Regions from separate parts of the Mus musculus genome. Here region 2 is linked to region 1. A link is a contact called in ENCODE Hi-C or POLR2A ChIA-PET data. All regions are on one chromosome and are shown on one strand. The core of a region is the stretch at or near the end of the contact, and the rest is flanking DNA. Distances in the headings are between cores, read along the strand shown.

What was found. A loop is a pair of places that touch in the nucleus more often than their neighbours do. ChIA-PET counts read pairs that join two places held with the same protein, here RNA polymerase II (POLR2A).
Region 2: a loop to region 1 is called in a map of T-helper 17 cell, with 2.4 times the contacts of the local background. The contact joins the promoter of Ints10 here to the promoter of Csgalnact1 in region 1. A Hi-C loop is called at or near these places in 1 of 37 maps with a recorded cell type or tissue (T-helper 17 cell). POLR2A ChIA-PET finds 5 or more read pairs at or near these places in 1 of 5 experiments (embryonic stem cell).

The regions. Positions count from the first base shown.
Region 1 is chr8:68,730,562-68,737,498 of GRCm38, forward strand. Csgalnact1 (chondroitin sulfate N-acetylgalactosaminyltransferase 1) reads right to left here and starts at 4,585. Exons shown (of 10, transcript NM_172753.5): 1 at 4,465-4,585.
Region 2 is chr8:68,790,447-68,796,871 of GRCm38, forward strand. Ints10 (integrator complex subunit 10) reads left to right here and starts at 3,483. Exons shown (of 17, transcript NM_027590.4): 1 at 3,483-3,702; 2 at 4,165-4,232; 3 at 6,271-6,374. The coding sequence starts at 3,574.

The DNA of each region.
Region 1 (6,937 bases), core at 3,335-5,834:
CAAGGACAACTCATGTGCTAGCAGCAGCACCATTAAAACATATTGGCCAATTTAGCAGCAAGTATCCACGCTAGGCATGGTGGAGCTTGCCTGTAATCCCAGCCTTCTGGAGGCTTAGGCGGGAACAGGCTCACAAAGTCAAGGTCAGCTTCAGCTGCACTAGGAAGAGCCTTTCTAAAGAATGTTTTAAGTATATGAAAAGGAAAGACAAGAAAAGATCATTTCTGAGGGTACCCTAAAGCAGAATAGGCGATGTTCACAAAACTATCAGTGAAGATTGCTGAACTAAGCTGTGCCTTGGGAATACAAAAATCAATCCGTATAAACAGACAGCTCCCACCTACCTACTGTGCTTTCTGCTTTCCTCTTCATCAACCCAAATGTTCTTGGTGTGTGGAAATAAAGCAAAGGAGCAGATGCAACCCCAGGATAACCAAATGTTTGGTTTTTGCATTGCCTCGAAACAACAGAAATCGCTGTGCCGCCTGTGCCTAAGTGACAGGTTCACAGTTGTCATTTCCTTACAGGTGGCATCTCCCAGATGCAGGTCTCTAAAAATGACTCGCAGGTATAAAGAGCCATTCATTTCCTGCACCTTGGGCAAGCATCCATAATCTTTGTCAGCTTGGGGTTCTTGGCCAAAACTAAATCACTGTGTTCTGCAGCAAGCCGCGTGTCTATCATTTTGGCTGAGGCTCAGCTTCGGTCTTGGGAAGGGGAAGGACAGGCTGAGAGGTGCCAAGCCCTTCCCTAGCTGGAGGTTAAAACCTCTTCTGGTTCTAGAACAGCATTCCTTTGTACAAACAGGATCTGCACAACTCTTTGATATGCCAGAACCCTAAAAGCAATCCAAAGAATTCCGCTTAATCAGGGGGAGATGATAATAAACAACCATCTATGGCCCCTTCACAGTTAAAGTTAGTCCTTTTATTTTGTTCCTTAGCCACAGCGTGATCTATACCTTCATTAAAAAACAACAATCATATCACCTTGCCTTCAAATCACAACATGAGGACATCTGAACTTGATGTTTGTAACGTTTCTGAATTCAGAAAGGCTCTGCTAAATAAGAAGAGAAAGCCCTTTGTGAGAACTGGGGTCTCAAGGTGCTAACTTCTGTTACCTTAGCCGATGTTTCAGTGCAGAGTAGAAGTGCTTAGTTTCTCAGACTAAATTAAGTCTCACTGAAAACCTGAAATTTTTCTCTTATTTATTTGCAAACAGTATGACGATATTGGGGACAATAATGCCCATTTACATATACTGTCAGTGCTTCTTTTACCAAATAACAAGATATATCTAGGAAATAAAGACACCTTTAAGTTGTCCAACAAATATTCTAAAGCCCAACTAACTTCATTAAAATCAGAATATACAAGAGTGTTTCAAAACCCGTAGCTGGGAGTGGTAGCTCAGGGACCACTGCAAGGTTGCAGCCAGCCTGGGCTTCATACTTGAGGCTCTAACTTCAACCAAACTTCTCACACAGAAGATACCCTGAGTGCTACATTGTAGAATGTAACAAGACATCTTAAAGGCAAATTTTAATGTAGCTCCAAGAAGAAAAAGAGGCAGAGAAGAAGAAGGGGAGAGGGTAGGGAAGGGAGGAGCTCCAACTCGCTATATAAAAAAGGCAATTCATATTATTTTAGTCCTACAAGTATCCGTTTAGAAGAAAAAGCTATTTAAAATACATTGAAAGATTAAGTGAAAAAAATCCACCAAAAACAGATGGACAAACACACACACACACAGAAAGAGAGAGAGAGAGAGAGAGAGAGAGAGAGAGAACATTAAATTCTACATCTGAATTGTATATTTATTTCCTAAATTTAAAAAAACCTCCATATTTGAATATTATAATATAAAAAGTTTTTAAAAAAGCCAAATTTTTAAGTCTCTAAAGTTATGTTTTAAACCACATTGATTCCATCAAAGAGGGGGCTTTCACTGATCTCCAGGCCTTTTATAGTCCTTTTTATATGCACGTCCTTCTCTGATGAAGAACGTTCAAGTTCTTTGCTACTGAAAGGACAGAAGGATGGGAACATATGACAGCCCAGGGTAATCCAGTGTACCAAGGAGGCCCCTAGTGGCAGAGCCACTACTCTGAGACCTCAGCTATTACAAGTTTTATAAGACCACTTTATCATGAGGCCCAAATCAATAGGTAATAAAGTCTACCTGAGCTCAGCCTCTTTAGTACCTCTGTTAGCCTTAATATATGGTAGGGCTATAATTTACAGTCCCAAGGTCCCTTCATCAGGAGTACACGAAGAAGGATGTGAGCTGAAGAATAACTTCATTGCACTGTAAGCTTCAAATCAGTAAAGGTGTAGGAAGTCCTTGCTGCTTGCCATTGAATGGCACAGGGTAAGCAAGAAAGGCAACAGCCACTCACAGCTTACTGTTTCTTCTTTGGGTGTGGCATCATCTTATTTAGCACAGAGCTGGGAAACAGGGAGACTGGGAAGTCCACTTCATCATCCCTAATCCTGATGATGGATTCTCAACCCAAAGAAACCCATGAAGCACTGCCTACTACCATTCTCGAGAGAGCCAACATCCAAGCAGGGAATATTATACAGGAAATCCGATGGTCTTCAGTGGTAATGACCTCATGGATGGATGCATAGATGGAGCATGAATCAACAAGCAAAAGATCACATAAAAGAAGGAATTATTATTGTTAATGCTTTAAGTGTCAAAGCATATCTAAAAGTATTTAAGAGAGGCAAAGGATAGCATTTGGGAGGGGTCTACTGTATCTCTGGGTGCTTAGAAAAGAATGTTATTTCACTCTGTCAAGTATTGTTATCAAATGAAGAATCTTGAAACCATTTAATATGTGACTGGCCCTGGGTCATGCAGCTAAAAAGTAGGATGAACCTCTTGGATGCCAGTTCTCCGAAACAGCAAACACAATCTCACAATGATGTAAATGGGTGAATCTAAACAATGGATATTTTTTTTCTTTGAAGCTCGCTAATATGGCTTGCAACTAGATATAGGAGATCTGAGACAAGAAGATGGAGAGAAATTAAAGTAATATCTCGTAATTTGGAGTGACAGCAGGTGTGTCCCAATCTGCAAAGTTCAAGCTTGACAATTACACCGTGCTAATTATTCAGACACTAATCACACAAGAAAACCTCAGTGCTTTAAGTACGTTCATGATTTTGTCTTAGGCTGTTTTAATAGCTGTTCTTCACCCTACGAAGCTCACTTCCTGAGCTCACCCTAGTGAAGCACATTGGACACATCCATTAGGTAGTTGATTCAATGCAGAGGAGTGATCATATATGTATTAGGTTCCTACAATGGGAATTGCCCATCTCATATTTTCTGGAAGCTCAACACATAATCCCTCTGTTACAGCAATCCCTCTTCTGTGTGTTCAGGTGACCTTTTATGCCTAGAGAACCAGTTACTCTCTGCCTTACACTTCTGTTTCCAAGTTTGTTAGACTTCTCTCCACGCAGCAGAACCCATAGTTTATTAATGCTCAAGGACCATAATAATTGGAGCTCTCTTGAACAAAAAGTGTCAACACAATCCAATAAACCCCGTGGAATTGCTAGGGTTTACTAGATATTTAAATTCTTTATAAATATAGAATCGTAGTTAGTTGTCTTTAATGACATTTAAGTCAAAACTGTGCCAAGTCGTTGCAATCTGAATAAAAAATGGATTTTGCAAAATACAGCCATCCGATCATTCATTACTACTTCATTTTTAGCGTCCACTGAGGATATGTACAATAGTGTTAACGTCTTTTCCTCCATAACTTCAGAATCACTGACGACAGGGGTACAGGTGCAGGAAGTGTGGCGGAAACAAACAACTTTGCCTTCGCCCAGCACAGCTTTCCTTTTCCTCCAGCCCTCGGAATGCCCCACTGCACCCCTAGACCATTCCCTGGAAGAGCTTCTCCCCGCCCCTGGCACATACAACTGCATGCAGTCACATGCAGATGTGAAGACCCTTGGGATCCAGAGAGTCACCATCGCGGCGGCACAATGCAGGGGAGCGTGCTGCCCACGGGCCACCCTCTTCATCACAGCAAATACAATCCAAAAACAGCAAACTAGAGGCACCCGCACATATGCCAAGGCTACTTTGAAGTGGGGTTTCTGGAGAGTAAGCCAACAGCTGGGGGCTCAATTACCGCTGAAGAAGCTGAGCTGGCCGTGGGGTGCGGCACGGGACCCTCGCGCGTCCACCTAGAGACACCGATCCCTCCACGCGCCTCGCAAGGGCTACAGAGGGCAGTGATTCCGGAGTCCTCAGCCCTAGGACAGCAGTGGTCTCTGGAAGCCAGCGGTGCAGGCGTCCTCCCGGCTGACAGAGAGCCACCCTGAGGTCGAGGTCGGGGGCAGTGGCGCGGACTGGAAAACGGCAGCGACACGCCCGCACATAGCGGGCCACACCCGTCCAGCCCTCAGGGTAGGGACCCCGACTTACCCCAGGCAACACTGCAGACAGCGGAGCCGGATCCCTCGGCTACGCTGCTCCCCTGCTGCCGCTGAACTTTCCCTCCTGCGAGGCGGCCCTGGGCTCGGCTCCACCTCCAGTTCCAACAGCCGCTGAGCCTCCAGGGACCCGGAGCAGTAGGGGGAGGGGGAAAGCGGGGAGCGCGGGCTGAACAGCGGCCAAGCACAGCGCCGGCCTCCGAGTGGGAGCCCGAGGAGCCGAGAGCTGAGAGGTGGGGGTAGCGTGGGCCTCAGGGCTGGGGTCGTGTATGGCTGCAGTCATCTAATTCCTCCAGGGCCAGTCTGCAGTGCGTCCCCGCTCCAGGTCCGAGCAGAGCAGGGTGCCCTGGTTGAGAGACTGTCACTGCAGGGAGCATGAGTGGAGAGCAGGGTCTCCTGTACCGTAGAGACTTCAAGTGTGATTGATCACCAACATCAGAGAAGTTGGCGATAGAGACTAGGGCACTGTTGGAAGTTGCGCCCCAACAGAGAGGGGGCATCTATCCTACAAGTTCGTCCCCACTCCCCAACTCATCCCCGAGGCATTTGCGCTGCTAGGACTGTCCTAATGGCTTGCCTCCAAAACTTCTTACACTCTACTTGAGAGAATTAATAAGATAGTCACTGTTTTGGGTGCCCTGAGTTGTAGTAATAAGGCCTTCAGTAAGAAGCTTTTATTTACAAAAGATCAGAAACCCCTTTAACCCTTCAGCCCCAACTGTGGCTAAGCGATGTCTGTAAGGACCTCTAGCGGCCACATCCCTACATCAACTCAGCTGAGATTCGTGGAAAAATAGAAGAATCCGTGTTTGCCAAATCACAAAACATACAGTGTAATTTTTCTAGCTGCATCAAAGTACTGCATGATAGGAAGATAACAAAGAGTTAACACTGCATAGATATGCACGTACATATGTGGACATCAGTTATTTCTCACAGATTAGCTCCTAGCATCCTCAAAAGGCAATCATATGGCAATTTCCATTTGCAGATGGACGTCACTAGGTGGAAGTCAGGGTTTTTTGATTTCACACTTAGTAGGTAGTCGGGCAACTTCTTCAGAGCTTTTGTCCTAACTGCCACTAAAGCATTCCTGTCTTCATCTACTGATAGGTTCTTCTAGTTCTGATTGCTTTCACCTACTGAAGTAGCTCTCATCTCTTTACTCAATGGTGTCTCCAGAATCATGTAATAAAGTTATACATAGGTTTTAGTTTGGAAAAATGGGCTAGAAATTCTGAGTATGCCATGGCCCCAGCACAGACATGCCCTGCAGGCTATGTGAAAGATAGAGAACATACTTTATATCTTGCGTGCGCCCGACTCAACCAGCAAGAATGACGCTGCAACAGGATCCTTCTGCACACGTTTATTGGGAGAGCTTGATTGCAGAAGCAAAGAGACCCCAAGCCCAGAACTTGTGCTGCTTATATAGGCCTAGGAGAGGCGTGTCTCACACCCAGATTGGTTATGCACTATACCTCATTTGCATGTTCCTCATCTGATTGGTTACTCTCTCTTAGTACCTCACAGAGTCTCATTATCATACCTCATTTGCATGTCTCACATCTGATTGGCTATACTCTCAAAACCTCATTATCATGCCCGGGCCAGGCAGTATCTTGGCAAAAAACTTTACTGCATATGTACACATTGGTTGTTTGTCCAAACTTATGCATGGTGGCCAGCAGTAGCCAGCGCCACTCTGCAACGGCACATGTGGCTTCCCACATTTATAGATACAATAATCTCTATTACTCTAAATAGAATAAAGAAGGGGACCACTTAAGGGTCGACTGTGGTTCCTTTATGGGTGTTTAGCATGTGGAGGTGCATCAGGTCACCACTTTCGAACGTCTCCCACTTGGATATTGGCTCTGGGGTATTGCAGGAGATACCAACGCATATGCCAGTGTGTCACTGCATGCCAATTGAAAGCCAGTTTTCCGGGACCGGTGTCCTTCTGTTTTTAATAGCTTCAATAGTATATGAAAAATAATTGAATTGAGAAAGTGATAACGCAATTAAACTAAGTAACAGCATCATTAAGAGAAGATACCTTTTCCTGGGTGAACAAGAGAGAAATTTACAGTGGATTATCTGCTCAGGAAGTTCTCTTACAGAGTTCTGTCATGTGGACATTTTATCTCCATCATCAGGAGAGGCAGCCCCCGACAAAACTGAACAGTGAAACTAGCAGAAAGATGGATTTCCATGCATGCCCTAGAGCCAAGGACCAGAAAGGCTGGGCAGAACACTAAGCCTAGATGTAGTTTCTGTTTTATTATTTAGAGACTCAGTCTCATGAGTCCAGGATGATGTCAAACTCATGGTAGCCAAGAACCACTTTCAACCTATGATCCTCCTGCCTTGGGCTCCTGAGTGCTATGATTACAGACATTCACTGTAATGAATGTAAAGGTCAGCGTTGGATGAAAAAATTAAAAAGGAACAAAAAGAGAAGA
Region 2 (6,425 bases), core at 2,233-4,732, 59 kb after region 1:
ACATCAGCAGAAAAATTACATGTACGTGCAGGGTGTCAGAGTTCTGTGAGTTGTTGACTCAGTTTAGATAGCCCTGTTATGTCCTCACATTCCTCTTATCTTTATGGTCAAGATGTTCCCAGGAATGTTTTAACTGTGGAGTATTCCCGGGTTTGTTTTTCTTTATTCTCAGCCCCAGGCAGCCTCTAGGCTCACAAACAACCAGCAATTTCTGAGTACTTTGTATGACTTACAGGTCTTGAAATTTCATCTTTCTTTCAACTCTAAAGCCAAAACTTTGTTGTCAAAGCTGACAAGGTCTCGATCTTGCTAGGGGTAGAACTTGACCTCCTTCTTCAGATACATACATTTTCACCAGTTTTCTGGTTTTGATGTTTACTTAGCTGCTTAAGCTTTTCTTTAATTTTAAATTTAATTTCCCACAATTGGAAGCTCAGCTGGGTAGAGTCTTGCCTGGAAGTCACCATTCCCTTTATTTCATTTAGCATTAGGCCTTTCTTTAAACTTCTTAATCTCCTTGGGCACTAAACTTAGCTCCATTACACTTTTTGGTGCTCGTTTCCTCCTCAAACTGTACATTTTATATTATTTCTTTCGCAGCTTTCTCTTTTTCATTATAGATCTGTATAAGAGTGACTTCTAATAACACAACAGAGTCAATACTAAGCTGTCTTGAAATCTCCTCTCCCAACACCATTAATCTAAAACTCTCCAACTTAGCCTCAGATAGATTTATTTTTTCAGACAAGGGCAGAAAGCAGCTACATTCTTCACCAACAACTATCTTTAGTCTACTTACTAACATTCTTCTCTGAAGCCCCTTGAGCTCACCTGTCATAACGGGCATCTTTCAGCACTACTGCCTTTGGTGCTCCTTGTAGTATGTCCCATTAAAACCCAGTCAAAGTGTTCAACTGCTTTTCTAGTCCAAAGTTCGAACATTCCACCAACACGCAGTATGGTCAAGCCTGTCACAGCAATACCCAACTCCTGGCACCAACTTCTGTCTTAGTGTTCTATTGCTGTGAAGAGACACCAATGCCAAGGCCAACTCTTATAAAGGAAACATTTTAATTAGGGCTGGCTTACAGTTTCAGAGGTTTAGTCCACTGCCATCATGGCAAGGAGTATGGCAGCATGTAGATAAGCTGCTCAAGAAGTAGCTGAAAGTTCTACATCCTGATCTGCAGGCAGCAGGAAGAGTGAGACTCCAGCCAATGACACACCTCCTTCAAGAGGACCACACCCCCTAATTTTTTTCAAATAGTTCCATTCCCTGGTGACCAAGGATTCAAACCAATGAGCCTGTGGGGACCATTCTCATTCAAACCACCTGTGAATTTTCAGAACTCCTATTCCCTCTTTGGTCTCTCTCTCTCTCAGATTTATTTATTATTCTATGTAAGTATACTATAGTTGTCTTTAGACACACCAGGAGAGGGCACAGATCTCATTACGGATGGTTGTGAGCCACCATGTGGTTGCTGGGATTTGAACTCAGGACCTTCAGAAGAGCAGTCAGTGCTCTTAACTGTTGAGCCATCTTTCCAGCCCCTTTGGTTTCTCTTTTTTGTTCTTTGCCTTGTTTAGTCTGACACTGCCTACATAAACCAGGGTGGCTGAGCCATCTTTCCAGCCTCTTTGGTTTCTCTTTCTGTTCTTTGCCTTGGTTAGCCTGACACTGCCTAAATAAACCAGGGTGGCCTTGAAGTGACAGAGGTCCACCTGCCTCTGTTCCAAGTACTGGTATAAAAGGTTTGAGCCACTATGGCCAGCTAAATTTTCAGACTTCCTTTAAAAATTCAGGATAACCAAACTTGAGTTTGACATTTTTTGGTGTTTTACCTAAAACGACACCCCTCTGTCTCTGCACTTTTTGAATCAGCACACTAATTCACCACAAATTTTTACTACTTGTTTATAAATTATTCATTAGCAAGCCTGTATTTTTACATTTCTATAAATAAGATCGATATAAAACAATAAAGGAACTTAAAAGAAAGTTCATTCAAAGCTTAATATGAATGAGATGGTTTGGCCAGGTCTCACCTTGCCTTGGATGATATGTTCACGGTAGGGAAGCCACCTGAGCTTCTAGGATCACAGAACAAAAGAGAGCAACAGATCAATGCATTTGCCAGCATAGACATCGGGTAGCTGGGCTAGAGAAAGGTTGGGAAACCTCTTCCATAAAGACCAGGTATTATTTCATTCTTAACTTGAAGGTTACTGGAGCTTCAAGTCTTCCAGGCTTAAAGATCCCTCCTAAAAAGCTTATCTGGAAGAAGACAGTTAGGTCAGATATCAGAGATGATGTAGATGTTTATTGCCCCAAATAGTTTTGTTTCGTAGCCTATGTCCCTTCTCTTCACAAATAATCTTTGACATAAACAAAGCTTCATCCAAGAACTGCAATTCACTATTGTAATGTTTATATTCATATTTATTTTTAATATCTGTATTTTTTACTTAAATAAGTAAATTCCTAATTTCTTTGTTAAAGAAAAAAAAATTAATCAGAACAGGCACATGTCCTTAATTCCAGCACTTTGGAGATGGAAGTCAGGAATCAGGAGTTTAAGATCATCCTCGTATACTTGCCAAGTTTAAGGTCAGCTTGGGCCATGACCGAATGTCTCAAAGGAAAAAAGAAAAGAAAACCAGCTCTGAATTCTTCGATGTCCTGGTTTTAAGTGGCAAATGATGGCTACAGTTGATAGGAACTATATACAAACACCTATAAGAAATATATATATATACATGCACTTAGACGGAAAACCAAAGCTAGCAATTCACTTTCCGGACACTTCCAATTCAATAAATGAATATTGCCTTGTCAACAGAACAGGGGGACTGTTTTGTTATTGTGGTTGTTCAAATGCAAAACCAAAGCCAGGATTTCGGTACCGATTTATACTGCAGCTATTTTCCATTGTTCAAATGATCAAAGTTTTTTTGTTTTTTTTTTGTTTTTTTGTTTTTTTTTGTTTTTGTTTTTGTTTTTTTTTTTAACTCTTGCAGAGCAGGTGGTTCGGACATCCAGCCGAGCATCTTCTAAATGCTAATTTTTCCGTATAGGAGAAAAAGAATAAGATTCAGGCGAAATAATGCCTGGGGCAGGGGCAAAGATGTTGGCAAAGCTCAAAAGCAACAGGCGATCCAGGGTCTTTCCGCATGCGAGGGTGGGGTCGTCTTGCACAGTCCAGGCCCAGCCCTCCGCGACACTTCGAAACTACACCTTAACCCTGGGCACCAGGTTTATTTACACCGAAGGACCGCCGCTCCGTGTCTGAGCGTGTCGCGGACCTTCAAACCCGGGCTGGAATCAAAGGAGAACGCAAGAACCTGGAGCACAGGGTTGCCGACTCTGACGCTTACTCCCAGGCGGTCAGCGGCGCGCTACCATCGACGGATGGCAATCCGAGTAATGAAAATCCAGGTCTCCGTAGTTTCCATAGGACTCTACAGAACCTCTGCGGCCTGTGGTTGGCTGGTCTCTGGGCATGCGCAGTGGCCACCTGGGGGTTGGCGGCGCCCTAGTGTCGCCTACTGGAAGGGCAAAAACCCGGGACCATGTCGGCCCAGGGCGACTGTGAGTTTCTGGTGCAGCGAGCCCGGGAACTAGTGCCCCAGGACCTGTGGGCAGCCAAGGCATGGCTGATCACGGCCCGCAGCCTCTACCCGGCCGACTTCAACATCCAGGTGAGTCAGACCCGGCGCGTCCGCACGCGCGGAAGAGAGCGTTTGGCCGAGCCCAGTGGCCCTGGGCGCTTTGCGCGGCCGCTGTCCCCCTCCCCACGTTGCTCCTACCCTGCTCCACAGGACAGTTGACCAACCTTTTCCCCAGCACCTGCAAAGGCGGAAACCATACAGTAAATCCGGGTCTGGTTGATCCTGTACAGTGCATCTTTGCCACTAGGGCCCAGGGCATTCATTCATTGATCATGGTAGCAGCCATCTGTTCAGTTGCTGCTTCTTTGGGGACGTTTCTACTCCACTTGATCCTAGAAGCCCTGCAGATGGGGTGAATTCTGGGCCACCAGGCTCTCATTTCCCTTCGTGGGTGTTCTGGGTGAAGGCCCACCTCTGAGCAGTGCTGCAGGTGGGCTGGAGCTGGACCAGCTACCACCGTGGAAGCCGTTGACCCTGTCTGCCTTGTTTCAGTATGAAATGTACACCATCGAACGGAATGCCGAGAGGACTGCCACCGCAGGGAGGTTGCTGTATGACATGTGAGTTAACTGGGATCGTTCTGGGAGCTATTGTTGATATCTGAAGGGGTCCTCTTCAGATATGAACAATTGATAGTAGCAGTCGGGGCTCTGCAAGATCATCCTCTTCCCTGGTACCCAGAATTCAGGCCTTAATTGCCAACAGGCGTTCTACAGAGACGACTTTTTAATTCTTGTATTTTAATCCCCAAATTTGTAGCCAGTGATTTATCATAGGCTCATTACAAACATTCAGACAGCAATTGATAGAATGAAATGTGAAATCCCTTCTAACCCAGAGCTAAGTTTTGTGTGTCTCCATATGTATACATACATACACTGGGTAGCTGATAAAAGCGAGGCCATTCTACCCTGAAGTGTACTTTCATAACCCGCTGTTGTGGACCCTCTGGGTCTAGTCTATAGAGACAACTGATGTTCTTAATGGCCATGTATCATTTTCTGGGTGCATGGTTAATTTCCAATTTATTTATGTTTGGAATGTCAGTGAGTAATTCTGCACCCATATTTTGATGTTTTGTAGCTAAGGGATATGTACAATTCATCATCTATCAAATTACTCTTTAAAAAGGATAGCCTAAATATCTGTTTCCACAAATTATATATATGTATGTATATATATATATATATATATATATATATATATATATATATACATATATATTTATATGTGTATATATATGAATTGGCAGTTTTCCACATTTTTGCCAACCTGTATATGTTCATCTCCTCCACCACCACCACCCCTGTTTTTCCTTTTCTTCCTCATGAGACAGAGGAACCTCACTTTATTGGGCAGGGTAGTGTTGAACTCAGACCCACTTGTTCCTCTTTTCTTAGCTGGGACAGAGGCTATGCCGCCACACCCCACCTGTATCATGGGGAAAATGATATCTTACTATATCATTGTTTCTTTTTTTCCCCCGAGACAGGGTTTCTCTGTATAGCCCTGGCTGTCCTGGAACTCACTCTGTAGACCAGGCTGGCCTCGAACTCAGAAATCCGCCTGCCTCTGCCTCCCGAGTGCTGGGATTAAAGGCGTGCGCCACCACCGCCCGGCTACTATACTGCTGGTGCCCCTCATACGAGTGTCGCTGCGACTGTTCTCTTTGGTTATTTCTGGCCTGTGGTTTACCTTTGTGAGTTTTGTTCTTGTTTTTCTTGTTGTTTTTAATAGAGTGTTATTTTTTTCTGTTGCTGTGACTGATAGAAAGCAGCTCAGAAAGGAAGGGTGTGTCCTGACTCAGGTTTTAAGGATACAGTCCATCCTGGTGGGGAAGGCATAGCAACAGGAGCTGGAGCTGACTGGTCACAGTGTAAACGGGTGAATGCATGAAGGCTCTTGGCTTGCTTTTGTTTTCTCTTTCTGAGACCACGTCTTTTGTGTCCTCTAGATTGCTGTGGGTTCAGATTTATTAAAGTATCTGAGGCCAGGAAGTGGTGGCGCACACCTTTAATCCCAGCACTTGGGAGGCAGAGGGAGGTGGATTTCTGAGTTCGAGGCCAGCCTGGTCTACAGAGTGAGTTCCAGGATAGCCAGGGCTACACAGAGAAACCCTGTCTCGAGAAAAGAAAGAAAGAAAGAAAGAAAGAAAGAAAGAAAGAAAGAAAGAAAGAAAGAAAGAAAGAAAGAAAGAAAGAAAGAAAGAAAAGAGCCGCTCCCCCCCCCCCAAAAAAAAAGTATCTGAGGATGACCTTGAACCTCTGATCTCATGCCTTTATGTCTCAAACACTGTGACTACTGGCATTCACCGCCACACCTGTGCTGTAGAATACAGGATTGGAACCCAGGGCTTTGTGCATGATAAGCAATCAGTCTAACTGAGCTACATCTCCAGCCCCTCATTCACAACAATGTCTAAAGATTTTTATGAGTACTCTCAAATTTTTCAAACTGATAGATTATTTTTGTGTATTTCTATCCTTTGTTCAGACATATGTAATCATTCACCTAAAGAAAAATGGGTTTCTCTAAATGCTATTGTTCTTCCTTGTTTGAGTTTCACATCTTACTTTAATGCATTCATTTTAAAAACAGGTTTGTGAATTTCCCGGACCAGCCGGTGGTATGGAGAGAAATCAGCATCATCACGTCAGCATTGAGGAACGACTCACAAGATAAGCAGACCCAGTTCTTACGGAGTGAGTACAGTTCCGGTCTAATTATAAATGGCCACTTCTGGAATAGTGCGT